Regions from separate parts of the Mus musculus genome. Here region 2 is linked to region 1. The links are chromatin loops, found by intact Hi-C in ENCODE. Cell type or tissue: heart. All regions are shown on one strand. Each heading gives the region's core, and the rest is flanking DNA. Links, peaks and the distances in the headings are about the cores only.

The links. A loop is a pair of places that touch in the nucleus more often than their neighbours do. Peaks named below come from ENCODE experiments on the same cell type or tissue, not always from the same donor. Only the 100,000 strongest peaks of a DNase experiment are listed, where the experiment ranks them.
Region 2: a loop joins it to region 1, with 3 times the contacts of the local background. A loop is called at or near these places in 20 of 42 quality-filtered maps.

What each region holds. Positions count from the first base shown.
Region 1 is chr15:27,182,463-27,196,278 of GRCm38, reverse strand. No RefSeq gene overlaps it. Among named protein-coding and RNA genes, the nearest start is that of Gm23903, 130 kb to the right of the region's middle. In heart, for the core only: a CTCF peak has its summit at 6,375 (motif pointing right); no DNase peak of the experiment used is centred there.
Region 2 is chr15:26,637,809-26,642,808 of GRCm38, reverse strand. The region is part of intron 2 of Fbxl7 (F-box and leucine-rich repeat protein 7); the gene reads left to right. Among named protein-coding and RNA genes, the nearest start is that of Gm52205, 25 kb to the left of the region's middle. In heart, for the core only: CTCF peaks have their summits at 49 (motif pointing left) and 2,869 (motif pointing left); no DNase peak of the experiment used is centred there.

The DNA.
Region 1 (13,816 bases), core at 3,985-8,984:
GGAGACTTCAACATACCACTCTCATCAATGGACAGATTTTGAAACAGAAACTAAACAGGGACACAGTGAAACTAACAGAAGTTATGAAACAAATGGATTTATCAGATATCTACAGAATATTTTATCCTAAAACAAAAGGATATACATTCTTCCCAGCACCTCATGGTACCTTCTCCAAAGCTGACCATATAATTGGTCACAAAACAGGCCTCTACAGATACAAAAATATTGAAATTGTCCCATGCATCCTATCAGATCACCTTGGACTAAGGCTGATCTTTAATAACAACATAAGTAATAGAAAGCCAACATTCACGTGGAAACTGAACAACACTCTTCTCAATGATACCTTGGTCAAGGAAGGAAAAAAGAAAGAAATTAAAGACTTTTTAGAGTTTAATGAAAATGACGCCACTTCATACCCAAACTTATGGGACACAATGAAAGCATTTCTAAGAGGGAAACTCATAGCTCTGAGTGCCTCCAAAAGGAAACTAGAGAGAGCACACACTAGCAGCTTGACAACACACCTAAAAGCTCTAGAAAAAAAGGAAGCAAATTCACCCAAGAGGAGTTGATGGCAGGAAATAATCAAACTCAGGGGTGAAATCAACCAAGTGGAAACAAGAAGAACTATTCAAAGAATCAACCAAAGGAGGAGCTGGTTTTTTTGAGAAAATCAACAAGATAGATAAACCCTTAGCCAGACTCACTAGAGGAGACAGGGAAAGCATCCTAATTAACAAAATCAGAAATGAAATGGGAGACATAACAACAGACCCTGAAGAAATCCAAAACACCATCAGATCCTTCTACAAAAGGCTATACTCAACAAAACTGGAAAACCTGGATGAAATGGACAAATTTCTAGACAGATACCAGGTACCAGAGTTAAATCAGGATCAAGTTAATGATCTAAAAAGTCCTATATACCCTAAAAAAAATAGAAGCAGTCATTAATAGTCTCCCAACCAAAAAAAGCCCAGGACCAGATGGGTTTAGTGCAGAGTTCTATCAGACCTTCAAAGAAGATCTAATTCCAGTTCTTTAAAAACTATTCCACAAAATAGCAGCAGAAGGTACCCTACCCAATTCATTCTATGAAGCCACAAAAACTCTGATACCTAAAACACAGAAAGACCCAACAAAGATAGAGAACTTCAGACCAATTTCCCTTATGAATATCGATGCAAAAATACTCAATAATTTCTTGCTTACCAAATCCAAGAACACATCAAAACAATTGTCCATCCTGGCCAAGTAGGTTTCATTCCAGGGATGCAGGGATGGTTTAATATATGGAAATCCATCAACATAATCCACTATATAAACAAACTCAAAGACAAAAACCACATGATCATCTTAGATGTTGAGAAAGCATTTGACAAAATCCAACACCCATTCATGATAAAAGTCTTGGAAAGATCAGGAATTCAAGGCCCATACCTAAACATGATAAAAGCAATCTACAGCAAACCAGTAGCCAACATCAAAGTAAATGGTGAGAAGCTGGAAGCAATCCCATTAAAATCAGGGACTAGACAAGGCTGTCCTCTCTCTCCCTACCTATTCAACATTGTACTTGAAGTCCTAGCCAGAGCAATTCAACAACAAAAGGAGATATAGGGGATACAAATTGGAAAGGAAGAAGTAAAAATATCACTTTTTGCAGATGATATGATAGAATATATAAGTGACCCTAAAAATTCCACCAGAGAACTCTTAAACCTGATAAACAGCTTTGGTCAAGTAGCTGGATATAAAATTAACTCAAACAAGTCAATGGCCTTTCTCTACACAAAGGATAAACAGGCTGAGAGAGAAATTAGGGAAACAACACTCTTCTTAATAGTCACAAATAATATAAAATACCTTGGCATGACTCTAACTAAGGAAGTGAAAGAACTGTATGATAAAAACTTCAATTCTCTGAAGAAAGAAATTAACAAGATCTTAGAAGATGGAAAGATCTCCCATGCTTATGGATGGTAGGATCAATATAGTAAAAATGGATCTCTTGCCAAAAGCAATCTAAATTCCAACTCAATTCTTCAATGAATTAGAAAGGACAATCTGCAAATTCATCTGGAATAACAAAAAATCTAGGATAGCAAAAACTCTCCTCAAGGATAAAAGAACCTCTGGTGGAATCACCATGCCTGAGCTAAAGCTGTACTACAGAGCAATTGTGATAAAAATTGCATGGTACTGGTATATTGACAGACAAGTAGACCAATGGAATAGAATTGAAGACCCAGAAATGAACCTGCACACCTATGGTCACTTGATCTTTGACAAGGGAGCTAAAACCATGCAGTGGAAAAAAGACAGCAATTTCAACAAATGGTGCCTGCACAACTGGCAGTTATCATGTAGAAGAATGGGAATTGATCCATTCCTATCTCCTTGTACTAAGGTCAAATCTAAGTGGATTAAGGAACTCCATATAAAATCAGAGACACTGAAACTTATAGAGGAGAAAATGGGGGAACGCCTCAAAGATATTGGCACAGGGGAAAAATTCCTGAATAGAACAGCAATGGCTTGTTCTGTAAGACTGAGAATCGACAATTGGGACCTCATAAAATTGCAAACCTTCTGTAAGGCAAAAGACACCGTCAATAAGACAAAAAGGCCACCAACAGATTGGGAAAGGATCTTTACCTATCCTAAATCAGATAGGGTACTAATACCCAAGATATATAAAGAGCTCAAGAAGGTGGACTCCAGAAAATCAAATAACCCCATTAAAAAATGGGGCTCAGAGCTAAACAAAGAATTCTCACGTGAGGTATACCAAATGGCTGAGAAGCACCTGAAAAAATGTTCAGCATCCTTAATCATCAGGGAAATGCAAATCAAAACAACCCTGAGATTCCAACTCACACCAATCAGAATGGCTAAGATCAAAAATTCAGGTGACAGCAGATGCTGGCGAGGATGTGGTGAAAGAGGAACACTCCTCCTTTGTTGGTGGGATTGCAAGCTTGTATAACCACTCTGGAAATCAGTCTGGCGGTTCCTCAGAAAATTGGACATAGTATTACCGGAGGATCCTGCAATACCTCTCCTGGGCATATATCCAGAAGATGTTCCAACTGGTAATAAGGACACATGCTCTACTATGTTCATAGCAGCCTTATTTATAATAGCCAGAAGCTGGAAAGAACCCAGATGCCCCTCAACAGAGGAATGGATACAGAAAATGTACATTTACACAATGGAGTACTACTCAGCTATTAAAAATAATGAATTTATGAAATTCCTAGGCAAATGAATGGACCTGGAGGGTATCATCCTAAGTGAGGTAATCCAATCACAAAAGAACTCACATGATATGTACTCACTGATAAGTGGATATTAGCCCAGAAACTTAGCATACCCAAGGTACAAGATACTATTTGAAAAACAAATGAAACTCAAGAAGAATGAAGATGAAAGTCTGGACACTTTGCTCCTTCTTAAATTTGGGAACAAAACACCCATGCAAGGAGCTACCGAGAAAAAGATTGGAGCTGTTAAGAAAGGATGGACCATCTAGAGACTGCCATACACGGAGATCCATCCCATAATCAGCCCCCAAACGCTGACACCAATGTATACACTAGCAAGATTTTGCTGAAAGGACCCAGATATAGCTGTCTCTAGTGAGGCAATGCCGGGGCCTAGCAAACACACAAGTGGATGCTCACAGTCAGCTATTGGATGGAACACAGGGCCCCCAGTGGAGGAGCTAGAGAATGTACCCCAGGACCTAAACGAGTCTGCAACCCTATAGGTGGAACAACAATATGAACTAACCAGTTCCCCCCAGAGCTCGTGTCTCTAGCTGCATATGTATCAGAAGATGACCTATTCAGCCATCATTGGAAAGAGAGGCCCATTGGTCTTGCAAACTTTATATGCCCTAGTACAGGGTAGCTCCAGGGCCAAGAAGTGGGAGTGGGGGGAGGTGAATTGTGGGAGAGGGTTTGGGGTACCTTTGGGGTAGCATTGAAAATGTAAATGAATAAAATACCTAATTAAATAATAATAATAAAAAATAAAAAATAAGTTTACAGCAAAAGAAAAAAAAAGAGTTTGTATTGCTTGTCTAAAAGGGGGGCACTTAGTAGCATCAAATACATTGAAAATCATAAATAGCTGAAATAATTGTCAAATTTCTATCCAATCCTTATTATGTCAATGTGTTTCCAAACTTTTTTCTTTAGTTACAAGTCATGTATTCTGGGTAAATGTCACACGCACTGAGAAGTTTTCCAAGAGCATATCAAAATTCATGTAAACATAAGCTGAGAGGACGTCACATGTCATAACTCAAAATCATCCACACTTGTAGGCTTATAGAACTGATCAAATCTTTGAAGTAAGGTTTTGCTGTAGACCCGCTAGACTGGAGTATGCTATGTTCCTCAAACTGAGCTTGAACTTGCCGTCTTCCCACCTCTGACTTCTAAGATCTCATTTTTATGACCTTCCTTAGTCTATATTAGAGAGAATGGGAAGGGTTTACTAATATGCATAGCATGTGTGTGCATTCAAGTTAAAGCTCATGAGTTTTGCATAGGTTGCTTGGACATGAAGGTTTTTGAACTCCAGTTTTCTCTCAGCTTCAACATTTCTTGCCTTTCAATCTTGTTTTCTTTCAACAAAACGTGACTACTTTCTTCAGAGTAAACAGGCAGGCTATAAAAAGCTTTATAAATCGTCCCAGGGTTTAGCAAGCTCCCACCAAACAAAAACCCTAAGGCATCCAGTGTTCATGATTCAAGAACTTGCAGATTGGATTTCCCTTAGAATACACAAGAGCTTAAAAGTGAAGGGCGGACGTTGTTAGCCAACTGTACTTGAGGTTTTGTGGGAGCTAAGACCTTCAGAAAGGCTCCAGAGATACCTTTCTAGTCTCAGATCTGACTAGATTTCCCTGTACAGAATGGAATGGGTTCCTCAGTGTCATGATGGATGTGTGTACACAGCTTGAAATGTCCCTGCACGTGTTGTACAAGCCACAGTAAAAAAAACCAAGGGCAAAGACATGATGCCCTCTAGATCATTGTTTCCTTTTCATAAAGATATCAACAAAATCATTTGTTGCCTAAGATGAGAAAACTTGGTCTTTGGTGCTGCTAGAAGAATAACTAGATTGTGACCTGGAGTAGGCAAATGCAGTGCAGGTGACATGGACCACTAGTTGAGACAATTTTCATAGCTTTTCTTGGAAGCAGGAACGCACATAAATAAGCCAGTTGCCAGAGTCACAGCACTACCTAGTTCTTCGATCAACCTTTTGTAATTCTTCTCAGTGGTGTGCATAAAAATATCGAGGTACACTTTGATAGGAGGTTTATAGAACTGATCAAACCTTTGAAACAAAGTTTTGCTATGTAGACCAGGCTAGACTGGAGTATCCTATGTTGCTCAAACTTGCTTGGACTTGCTATCTTCCTACCTCCGACTTCTAAGATCGCATTTTTATGACCATTCTTAGTTTATGTTAGAGTGGATGGGAAGGGTTTGCTAATATGCACAGCATGTGTGTGCATACAAATTATAATTCCCAGTATGGCAGTCAGTTCATTTAGCTAAATGAAACATTCAATGTAATGATAGTTGTTTTGGTTCTGCAGACATTGCTTGCAAGGTAAAATTCAGGTTGGAATAGAATTGTCAAAAGAATGTACCAAACAAATCTTTCGGGTGTGACCTAGCATGCATCATTCATTCTAATGGGATACTGAGAAATTCCAGGATGCCTGCTCAGAGAAGGCATCCTGTGAACTTCCCCTAAGGTCTCCTGCGTGGTCAGAAGATGGGAGCCAGGAATAATTACCCTGCCTGAGGGAACTGAGGTCATCTGGTCTCTCCTCTTGCTGTCCAGCCACTGCTGAGTGAGCGTATGGCTTGATGGTTTGAAGTTTAAGAAATATTGGACAACGGAAGTCTTAGGTGAGATGTGTCTTCCTCAACAACAGTTTTGTATAATTTGGGGTGAATTAGGCAAAAATTTGTCTTCAAATCCTCTTACGTTTTTCACACACGTAAGAAAAGATAAAATCATTTTCATAGAAAGTGCTTCTAGACTATTTTATTTTTGCATATAACCAGGTAAGTTAGTGCTGAGACATAAAGGCCACCTTCACAGCTCAGTGGCTTAATGCAATTACTGTTTATTTTCTGCCACTTTTTGAATACTGTCTGGGAGTTCTGACTCCACATAGCTTTCACCCTTACTCTTGTGTCTAGGCTATGCTTGAACACAATCAAGCATGTCAGAAGAAGGAAAAAAAGAGTAGCCAGAAACACACTGTTTGGTCTGCTTAGAATTTGGTGTCCAAGGACAAAATGCCAGTGGAGTCAGTGCAGTTTTAAATGTGGCCAGAAGAGGGAGCTGGGATAATTATAAACCATCCCTATGGCTAACACTATAGGCCCACAATCCATGGGAACTAATGCACTTTTCAGTGTATTTATTCGCTTATTCTTTTGTCTGCCAAAAATATGCTATTATTAGCGAAACACTTTTAGAGGTCAAAATGCAAGCGTTGTTCCTAGACATCACAGGTAGAGTGTCGTGGATTTTGTGAAATGATAGAGTAATTGACCAGCAGAAGCTATTCTCATAAATAGAACAGCTTCCACTTCTGGTTCAATCAATTAATATTTTCTTCAAGGAGAAAAAAATATTCCGGGAGCAAATTCAGAGTTTCCATGTTGAAATATAACGTTGAAATAAAAAATCATACAAAAGTGACTGGTGGAAGTATTGTTTTAGCTCCACAAGATTACTTGAGTAATATTCAAGCATATATACTTGACTCTTTCCATCTTCCCATTTACCTCTGGTTTAACTAATAGTTTAGTGTGTGTGTGCGCACGCGCGTGTGCGCACACGCATGCATGCTTCAAAAGAGTTAAAATAAAAATAGACTCAAAGCTGAACTTGTTCACACAGGCATAGAAATTTAGCAAATAATCAGTTGAATCCGGAGGTGAGAAAAAAAGGCAATGGAAAAAGGTCTGGCCATAAACTAGAAGGGAAGTACACAGAAAAAGTTATTAGGCGAAGGATAGGAATAATTCTAACACATTTCTATGGCAATGAGCAACTGACATGTCTTTGAATAATGGTTCTGTTTGCATATCTATTCCAGAATCCAATTAAAGTTTTGGGTCAGCAGACAGACTGTAGTGTACTCTTGACTTGTTTAAAATTCAAATGCCGAAATAGAACATGCTTTCATTTGCTACAACTAAAATAAACGTCTTCTGAGATTATATAGTGAACCTGATAAGGTCTAAATCAAGAAGGCTCACATCATGTCCTGTGCTCCTGGCTAAACTGTCCAGAGAGCAGTTGTGAGCTTGGTAAAAACTCACAAATGTGCTCTTGGTTAGAATGAAGTACCCTCCCCAACATACTTTCAGGGTTCCATCAGGAAATATGTTGTGCGCATGTGCAAGGTGTTTGAGGCGCGATTCAGGAAGTGGCGTTTTCAAGGAGTAGACCAGGATGGGAGTGAGGTAAGTGAATGAAGGATGGCTTCCCTGAGAAGAGGAAGAGCCTCTGCACGGGGCGCTCCCTTTGCAAGGAGTGCAGTGACCTCCGTAGAATACATTCACGAATAGCCTACTGTCTAAGAAGAAGATGGCTGGACGGATGAGTGCATAGCATGTGGCTCCCTCATCTCAGATATTTCTTAGGTATGACCTTGTCTGGGCTAAATCACCAAGAAAAGAGAGGGAAAGGGGTTATGTTGCTATAGTTCATAAAGTTCGAAATAGAGGCTCATAGCAGTATGTACTGGACAGTGGCCACGGGAGAGTAACAGACTATTGCACACAATTCTGTTTGTTTGCTTTGGAAAGGGTCTCACTATGTAGATCTGGCTGTCCAGGAAGTCACCATGTAGACCAGGCTGGCCTCAAATGCACAGAGATCTTCCTGCCTCTGTCTCCCAAGTGCTGGGATTACGGGTGTGCACCACCGCACCTGGTTTATTACATGGAATTCTAGCACGGGGCATGTTTGTGGTCTTTGAACACCTACATTCCTTCAACTGTGAAAATATTTTATTTATAGCAATTCCTGCTCAGTCCTACTGGAGATAACTAAATTTAAGAAAGAGGGCAAGGTTAGGGACTGGAAAAGTGAGGAACAATTACGTCACAGGACAGTTGAGATTTTACCGGGTTATGCTCTGATGCAATGGGAAGAAGGGAGGGAATAGAGAGAGTCGGGACTCAGTGGAGTGTTCCTGCCCCTGGAAAGACGACTGAGGAGTCATGTTTTTCAAACAAAAATCATCCGAGGATGAAGCCATAGGACTGCTTCTGGGAGGAGGGAGCTGAAGATGTCATGAGAAAACCTACATCGCATGTTCTAAGCCTTGTCTGGGTTCTGCTAAGAGCCTCAACTTCTGGAAAACTCACCTATGAGGTCATGTATACCATCTTACATCCTTCAGTTGCTCTTCCTTCCTAAGCATCTGAATTTCTTATGGGACATAGACACCCTTGGGAATGGTTACAACGATAGAATCACAAAAGCATGATTACCCAGGGAACAGACCAGAGACAGTAACGCCTTGAGTCCTAAGTAACTGCTGTGAAGTCAGACCCATTTACTAATAAAATTTTGAAGCCGTAGAAGAGAGGGTTCCTTGAAATAGACGAAAGCAGAGAGTTAAATATAAACTAGTTCCGGCTGCGAGGTTAAGGTGGATAGTTCAGCATGACTATTCTAGGCTGTCTGCACCTAATTTTAGTAATGCGAAGCACACTGATGAATGCTCTGACGCTCGTGCATCATCTCTACTGCAGTCTTGCAAAGCCTGGGGCACTCTTCTTTGAGGTTTTGAGCAAATGGTTATTCCTAAGAGTGGGCACACATACAGGGGGCTTTGAAGTGATAATGGAGACATTTTACGGGTTGCATTCTTTTTATTTGGAACTTCGATACTAGTGTATTCCAGACTTCGTGACATCTTTCTCTTTCCTCATAGTTGACAATTCATTTTCAGCCATAGTAAATCTGTGTCCATGAACGCTAAAAGTCTTTCAACTTTATTCAGACACTATAACTTTGTGGCTACTGCCAAGATTGGATCTAAAAAGATAAATATCAGGTAAGTAATACTCTTGGGCCTTTCCAACTTCTGTAGCTTTGGAATTCCTCAATGATTGACCCTGCATGTCTGTCTTGTGGACTTCCAAGAGCCCTCAAAGAACTCGTCACAGAGTAAAGTGTGAAAGGGATTTGTTGTTGTCGTGTGTTTTTCCTGGAACCCATCATAACATTTTCCGTTCTCAGCACCTCAGCCATTGCACACATGTTCATTTAGACGATTCCACTGAATGTTTACTGAGCATCTCACAAGGTCAGATCACTGTGCTCAGTAGACGGGAAATAAACACATCAGAACTCAACCATGTGATGCTAAAATTGTCTTGGCTAGAAAATTTTGAATTTTGAATACAGGGTATAAATTTTAAATATCCTGAGTTCCTTTTCTTTGTCATTTTAACCTGGACATTGTTTTCAAAAGTGGAATTACAGGGGCTGAAGAGATGGCTCAGTGATTTAGAACATTCTTTGCTCTTACAGAGGATCTAGACTTGATCCTTATACCTGTGTGGTGGTCTACAACCATGTGCAACTGCAGTTCTCGTCATTCAGAAGCCCTCTTCTGAGTCTGAGAGCATCAGAACACAAATGGTGAATATATGACACATGCAGGCAAAAGTGTCATATGCCTAAGCGTTTTTTCCCTTTCCCCATGTCTGAACTTTTTCAAGTGTAGAATTACATAGTTTTGTTTAGTTCTTCTTCCTTATCATTTATGTTACTTTTATATTTTTCTCTAGGTATGATTTTAAAGTCCTATGTTAGTATAATTTTATTATACATAATTAATATATAATTTACAATAAATACTTCAATATATAAATATATATGAGCTGTTTAAACTACATATCAAACTTAAGCTGTTTTTATTAGTTGTTGGCTTTTTTGTAAATATTTTGAGAACAGGTTTGTTTTTTAATTACATTTTTGATCCTCAAATTCTAGAGAAAAAGAAAATTTCAAAATTGACTAAATAAAAACGCAGTAAAAGAGAGAATAAAATGGCAGAACAGTTATTGTACAAGCCACTGAATGGGCTAGACCAGCCATCATAAGGATTCTAGACCCAAGCTCTTGAGATCAGGACCTCAAGAATAATGTCAAAGCAAGGGTAACTGTTGAAATGGCCTTTGGGTCAGAAGGACTTTGAAGTGAGTGGCAAGGACACACTTCTTTCTTTGCTCCTTGACAAGTGTCAATTTCTTTTCTCTTGCAAAATATTTTTGCAGAAGAGGGAAGGTAAGTTTTGTCTCATGCAAGTTTCGGATGGAGCTGATGGGTACTGGAGTATAATATTGAGAAGGACGCTGAAGTTCAGTCTGGAAAAGACAAAGTGGTCCTTACAGATGCTTCCCACTGGATACAAACTTGTTCACAGTGATGCCCCAGGATGGGATATCTCCTTGCAAACTTTGGAAGGAGCCTGCAAACCATGTTTTATAATGTATGGGGAAAAGAGGTTCTGGGGGCAATTAGCCCTCCCGGGATTCCTCAACTCCTCTCCTCCTCTTCCTCCTCCTCCCACTCCTCCTCTACCTCCTCCTCCTCCTTCCCTTCCTGCTCCTCCTCCTCTGCCTCCTCCTTCTTGAGAGGCACTATGTAGGCCAGTTCCTAAACAGTCCTATGACTTATCCTCTGACTGATACGTTTACAGGCATGTACCACCATATAAAATAATTAAGTGCTTTAAAAAAATAAAATGGCTTGCACAAATTGTAAGCCTATAAACTTTGCCCACTTTTGAGATGAATCTTGGTGGTCAAGCTACCCTACCTATGATTGTAGAGGGTATAATGAGGTTGCAAGGGCTCTTAGATGGTGGGTAGTAAGCAGCATATGCTATGTATTTTTATAAACTTTGGGTTTTAGAATTAACCAACGAAGCAAGATCATGGGTTTTGCAGGGATGCTTTTGATGCTAAAACTCTATGACAGACTCAGAATTAAACTCTGTCAGTTCCTATGCATGGCAGAACATAGGCCCTGGGAAAAGAACAAGGCAGTTACCACCATGGTTCGTGCTGCCCACTTGGGTAGAGTTCCACCTCACTCTTACCCGCATCAATGCACATCATGTGTTCGGACTGTCATAATATTTATCTACAACATCTGGAATGTGACAAAGAGTGGGGTTTGTGCCTTCTTTCAAATCTGATCCATGGCGTGGTTTATTTGAACTGGTACAGGGTAGGAAGAAGCTTTATACAAAAGGACATCTGGGAAGAGATATACTTGCTTTCCAAGACTCTAATGGCACCGTAAATCCACGAATCTCATGAAGGGCAGCAGATGTTCTCGTGGGAGTAACATGAAGAGAGGACTCTGGAAACTAAAGAAGGACCCAGCACTCCATGTCATACCAGGCTCACATTCTTTTTTGAAGGGTGCAGTGATCTCATGATTTTCTCTTTGGTTCCTAGACATGATGGGTTGACGAATCCTGCATCTAAGGCCAGGGTGTCACCTGATTAACTGCCGTGATCTTACCCAAAAGAGAGATGATTGGCATTTAGGGATTGGATGGCTCAAGAGCCAGGCAGGGAGGGCACGTCTGAAGAGTTCTGCTGGGACAGTGGCTGAAGTGGACCTGGAGATGTCTGTTCAAGGCCATCAGTGGCTGTAGTGTTGCCGAAGCCAGTGAGATTGCTTGTGTTTGCACTTACCTTCATAGTTCATCCCCACTGCTGCTTGTTTTCCTAGACATGGAAAGACAATAGATTGGGGCCAAAACACCAGTCCCAGGATGTCTAATTGAACCCAATTCCCAGGATGTACGGAGTGAACCCGAGTCCCAGGATGTACCGAGTGCATCGAGTCCCAAGATGTCTAAGTGAACCTGAGTCCTGGGCTGTACCGAGTGAACAGAGTTCTAGGATGTCCTAGGAGAACCTGAGTCCCAGGGTGTTCTAAGTGCTGTCCACCTTTTTTGTTCTTTTCCACCATATATCTTTTTTTTTTTTTTTTTTTTTAAAGATTTATTAATTTATTATATGTAAGTACACTGTAGCTGTCTTCAGACACACCAGAAGAGGGAGTCAGATCTCATTACGGATGGTTGTGAGCCACCATGTGGTTGCTGGGATTTGAACTCAGGACCTTTGGAAGAGCAGTGGGTGCTCTTACCTGCTGAGCCATCTCACCAGCCCCCACCATATATCTTTTAAGCAAATCATATTTAAATGCAATAGTTAAAATATTTTTCCTTTTCACATTTCTTTATTTCTGACTCCCAATTTGACCAGTAACTTGGATCCTTTGATGGGAGTGTTAGGGGAAAAAATGCAAGAAGGGAGAATTTATACATTTAAAATTCCAAAATGAAAGAAAAAAACCCCTTATATCTGCAAGTGTAATTTGAAAACTACATTGACGGCCAGTGAGGTGGCTCGGCACATAAAACTGCTTGGCACCAAGTGGAAGGACCCGAGTTCAATCCCAGAACCGTCCTGGAGGAAGGAGAGTACTGACTCCTATAAATTACCTTTTCACCTCTGCATCTGCATTCCCCATGCTCATGTGTGCTCCCACCCACAGAATAAATAATGTGTAAAAAGAGATCTACACTGAATATTTATTTTCTACTATGGCTAATTAAAAAATAAATTTATAGAAAATTTCAATAAAAAATTTGTAAATTTGTAAATTTTTTTTTAAGAATTTCAGACCTGAATTTTCTTTGTGTTGCCTCACTCTTTCCTCTCTGACCTTCCTGTGCAAGTCACTTCTCCTCTCAGACTCATGCACTTTTCTCCCATTATTATTATTATTATTATTATTATTATTATTATATACACATGCATATATAATACAACCTACTAAGTCTCAGTAATGGTGTCCATATGTACGTAACTTTACAGCTGACCACTTAGGCTTGGGTGGCCTATCAGGGGCTCATCTCCGAGGAGAACTGACTTCCTCCCCCTCAGCAGCATTGGTTACTTGGTTCTTCAATTACGGGTGGGACACAGTGATCCTCTTCCATGTTGGCATGGCCACTGCTGTGGTGTTGTGCTGGCGACCTTGTTGTGAGAGCTCATGGTCTCGATAGCCTTATCGTGTTCAGAAGACATGAACCAGTCCTCCTGGTCCTCTGGCCCTAATTGTCTTCCTGCCCTCTCTCCCATGATGTCCTCTGAGCCTTGTGTACAGATGTTCCACCTAGGGGTACTCATTCCACAGTCGTGAGTTCTCTGCACATTGGCCAGTAGTGGTTCTATATATTAGCTTTCGTCTTCTGAACAAAAGAAGCTTCTTTGATGAGGGGTGAGAGCTTCACTTACACATGGACACAAGGTTAAACATGTAGAAGGCAGGCAGCTCGGTAGTATGTTAATTTAGCTGGGTATATTAATTTAGAAAAGTAATAGTCATAGGGTATCCTCTAGGGTCTATGATCTTTTCAGCACTGCATTTTTGGCTCGGTCTATGATACCAGGAGTGAATTCCTTCCTATTGAGAGGGTCTTACACCCAATCACACTGCTGTTGGCTAATCCTAAGATGTTACTGGCTGGCTAATATTACACTTCACAGCATTCACAGCTGAGTGGGACTGTTGATAACTTTTATTCTCTGTGAGCTCCATTACACCTTCAAACACTATGAGAGCTATCCCTCAGGTCAAAGGTTTCCAAGTCAGCTCCAGCTTGACTTTTCCTAATCCCATGACCTAAGTGTGTGGTGTCTTCTGCAA
Region 2 (5,000 bases), core at 1-5,000, 550 kb after region 1:
ACTGCATTTTCCCCCCAAGTGGTGCGTACTTTATGGTTCGAGTGCCACCTACAGCCCAGAAATCATGTGCTTACAGTGAGCATCCTAACAGGGTAACTGAAAAGTTTTCATTAGGATGAAGTTTACAGAGTTAAGGACATATTCAGATAGATCCTCAGACATGAAAAGTCAACTGTGTATTTCCTAAGTCTGGCAAAATGAGGGGTGCCATACTCCCAAGTCCTTTGTAGGAGTGTGGGTGGGCAACAATGGTGTCTACTTGGCAGGGAGGTATGGCTCACTCTTTGAAGGTAACTAGATGTTTAAAACCACTATCACTCCCTTCTTCAGTCTCCTTTTTGTTGTTGTTGTTGGCTTCTCTGTTTCTGAGAACAAAAGACACTCATATAAATGAATCACTTTATTCTGGCTCCTGCACATAGAACTGGTACTGAAGTTGATTTGATGGAGTAAATACAGAACAGAATGCCAAAGGGCTCCATGAAAAAATGTCCAGCCAGTACCTTACTCTTAAAGCACAGTATCTAAATTTTATTAACAATTACAAAGAGTATGCCATCTGCAGCATCCCTGAAACTAATCATTGTAGAATGGCAGTGATAAATTAAGATTCCACTTGTTTTTGTACAAGCATAAAGGGAACATAATGGAGAAATGAAATTACAGTGTGTATTCCTGATTAATTGTCAAATATCATTTTAAAGCCATGATGACCTTGACCCCATGACTAAATGATGCCAGATACCCTGAAGACTCTTCTCAGGGTCTTGGGAAGAAGCAATTAACCTAGGCATTTTCATTTTTTTTTTTGTTTTGGTTTGATGTAGACTTATTCACTGCTGCACACCAAGCCTGCCTTGTGCTGGTGACATGCAACCACAGTGGAGTCTTCCTTATCATAGTCCATAGTTGTAGCCCATTGTGTTCATAATGTATCCTAGGAAACAGTTGAAAGTGAAAAGTTTTGGTCAAGAAATAGGTTGGCTTATTTTATGTGATACATCAAGAGAAAGCATGATGCTTCCAAGACCCAAAGAAGTATAATACAGAAATCTGCCATCACTGTGATGTTGGACTCACCTTTCTGAAAGGGGAGCTTTGGCAGCATCCAGGTATGACTGGACGCAAGACCATTAACTTCTGGGGGATGAATAAGGTCTTCGCTTCTGTGCTTCTCTGTAGTAACTCCTTTAGAGTCCCTTTACAGTTACAGAAACTGGAGCACAGACTTCCACAGGACTGCATCCTTTTTTGCATAAAGAGACATAGGGGGATAAGGGGCATTTCCTGTCATTACCACACATAACTGGGAAATCGCTTGATTGAGGGCTACACTGTAGTTCATACCAGAGATACCTTCAAGTCTGGAAGCTTCTTCTACAACCTTAGAGTCAACTTGGTTAAAAGAGAGAACAAGAAAGGAAGGTGTGAAGGAAAGTCCCCTTGTGGTGAGAAATTCCTGTGCAGTTTTCATTTAATCATAAAGTCAATGACTATAAATGGCACTTGACAGTTAAGTCAGCATGCGCCTTATAATCCAGTTTCTCTGTTGTGCCTCCTCTGTGTATGTATAAAATCAAGTGGGCACTTACAATTTATTATTATGTTTCACAGTGATCACCTAGGTGCAGAACCAGAGCGGGATCCTTTCTCTGGGGCATTTTGAGTCCCTGCCACATTCTCCCACATGGGGCTCAGGGCCATCTGAGTATGGTGCAATTCCTGAAGGTTGTTGTGGTAGTTACCAACAATCTGGTGGTTTGAAACGTTGAGCCTTTAGTCTGTCATAGTCCTGGAAGGCAGACATCTGAAACTCAGTTACCAACACTGGTAACAGATAATACAAATTCAAGAGACACATGAGAATGAAATCGTTTTTAATATACAATTCTACAAACATGAACCCCAACATGAGTGTAAGGCAGCAATGAATGCCATTCCCTTTGGAGCAGTATAGTGGGTTTTAAAGTCCCTTGATGGTGAAAAGTTCCTGTCCTGTCTTTCCATAGGCCATGACTCTCCCCCTTCCCAAATTTCTTTTCCTGTTGGTTAAAGGCACAGAGTTATCTGATAACTAATTTGGGCACTGAGATGGCAGCTGTCCATGACCCCGGGCTCAGTGCTGCAGCAGACAACCTGTAACTCTGCAGCTCTCAGAGTTCCGAGATATGTGGTGCCAGCCCCCAGCTAGGGTATAAAGAGACCTCGTGCCTCCCACTTTTCTAACCCTATCCCCTTCCTAGGTTTTGTTCTCAGGTCAATCATGTTGTTCTGTACATGTGGTCATTTGTTCAACAAATATTTGAGTACCTCTCTTAAGCAAGATTATAAGGCATACTGGGTGGAGGACAGGTACTAGCATGAACTTGATCTTTGACTTGGGATATCAATTAGAGTTTAAAGCATTGTCCTAGATAAAACCCAGCAACAGCAACACGAGTCCATCATGAACACTGAGCAACCAGCTGTGTTGAGCATAGTCTGTTCCCTTATCCACCTGCATTGTGCTCACTGTGGCTCTCATTTCCACACGCATGTGCACACATTTTTATAATGCCCAGAGCCCTCAAAGGCTTTCTTTAAGCAGTTGAGTCACCCACTAAACCCATCACACTGCCCGTTCAAGGGAAGTTGATCTAAGGAGCCAATGGAAGGAGGGATAATCATCGGTGTCCTTTTCATCCAGGATGTAACAGAAATCGTGTCTCTATTTACTAAAAAGCAAAATTGGGCAGCCAGTTTGCTTGTGGTATAAAATCCTTTCCCATGTAGTTGTAACCGTTTCATGGAAAGTTCACCATGTTCTTAGAGAATAACCGATTCCTCTGTTAATCATTGAATCCCACTACAGTGACATCTCCTGGCCGATGTGAGAGATGACAGGTAGACCTCTGAGGGATTTGAAATTCTTGAGATCAAAAAGCAATGAGAGAAAATTTGGTTTATCGGATGCCTGCTTTCCAACCTCCAGCATTGTATAATATTCGATTCCTATTCTGATTATCCCTACCTTCAGAGCAAAGACGGTTTGAGAAACCTAAAATAATAGTAGCTCTGTTTACTAAGGAGAAATCAATAAAGTGAAGTCGAAGAAAAAGACACAACATGGTTCTAGTGAGAAGACCCCGTGGGAAATGACGGCAGGGACTTGTAACGTTAGATAGTCAGGCTTTCTGCTCAGAGACTCTCAACCCTCTCCTTATCTTTGCATACAAGTTGGAAGACAGGCTATAAAAAAACTATCTTTTTTTTTTTTTTTTTTTTTTTTTTTTTTTTTTTGCTTTGGGATTCAAGGCTGACCAGTGATCACACAATTGTGTGCTGACTTTCGGCTCCTTTATTCACGTTTTACAACAAAACAGCCATTGTTTACAGCCTAATAATAATATAATTGCAGACAGGCAGGAATAAAAACACAAAAGGTCTTTCCTCCACAGATAGAAAGTTGGCTTTGATACAGGCCAGGGAGAGCAAACTGGGTGCATTTCCTGTGAAAATGTTTTTTTCATGATGTCGTAATGCAAATTGCTCATGGAGCTTTTAAAGACTTAGAACTTCTAAGATGTACCCTGCATGCTACTCTGCTGTGCTTCCTTGATGGTCTGCCTCACATCCAGCCTGGTTTCCCCCCTCCACCCCCACCCACATCTCTGTCTTTCTGTCTCTGTTTCTTTCTCTCTCAGTGTCTGTCTTTTTCTCTGTCTCTATCTCTCTCTCTGTCTCTGTCTCTGTCTCTCTCTGTCTCTCTCTCTCTCTCTCTCTCTGTGTGTGTGTGTGTGTGTGTGTGTGTGTGTGTGTGTAGTGTCTCTGGAGCTGTCTATTCATCTCTGTTTTCTTCCATAGCAAATGAGGAAGGTAGAAACTCTGTGGTTGTCACAGAAATGTATCCAAGGCACCTTGGTAATGTGAGATAAAACTGGAGTAGCTCCTACAGTACTAGAAACCCCTTCTTCTAAGGGGACCTTGATGTTTTGTTGTTCTAAGTATGTAAGATTGCTGTCCAGATAGGATATAGCTTAACCTTGATTCACTTTTTCACATTTGAGCTATAAAATGCAATTTTAGAAGCTAACATGTTTGAGAGGTCTGTAGGTCTTAAAAAGTAAAGAGTTCTAATATCAATACTCATAAGTGACAAATAATGTAATTGTCCTCAATATACCATTGTATTATGTCAACCAAAAATATTTATGTCCTAAACACACTATTAATTTAGTCTTTTAAAAGTCTACAGTAGGGACACAGTTCCAGAATCATTTGTGAACAGTTGATGTGTTTGGTCACTAAAATCAGCCCAACATGTACATCGTGTTCATTTTTTAAGAGAAGTGTTTTGTTTTGTTATAGAAGAGAACAGTGGTCTTTAGGTGAAAGACGAAATAGAACATAGAGAATTTTCTTACAAGGAAATTCAAATGTTTCTTTAAAAATTCTGCCTAATTAGAGATGAAGGGGCACAGAGCATTCTGTTGGCTTCAAGGCATCCTCACAGAATACTCCACAGAAGAGTACAGAACCCAGAGGAATGGGAGACAAGTCTCAAAAACACAATAGCACCGAAGCAAAAACTACCATTTTGCTTACTGCTGAATGTTTTTATGGCAATCTGTCATCTATTTTCCAAGTTTGCGACCTACCAGGCATTTCTCCTAGGTAAGCTAAAGTGTGTATTTTCTCACTAAAGTGGCATGTCATTTGAAATCAAGGCTTTGTATTGATCCACACTGTCTCTGCTTGAGCTGATTGCCCAAAGAATCATTCGTTCAGTGATGAATAAATCTAGAAGCGTGACAGGACTCTCAAAATCAACCCCATCTAGGTGATTTTCTGACAGAGGAAAAAAATAGAGTGCTTTCTTATAAGAAAAGATCAATTGGGGACATAGCTATGAATCTCAATGACAATAAGGGCATATTTTTGGATAAGTGCAAGACCAGTGGGCAAGTCAGTGCTTTTTGTTTTAGATGATGCTAAACTGTAGCCTCCAGCCAACCTGGCTT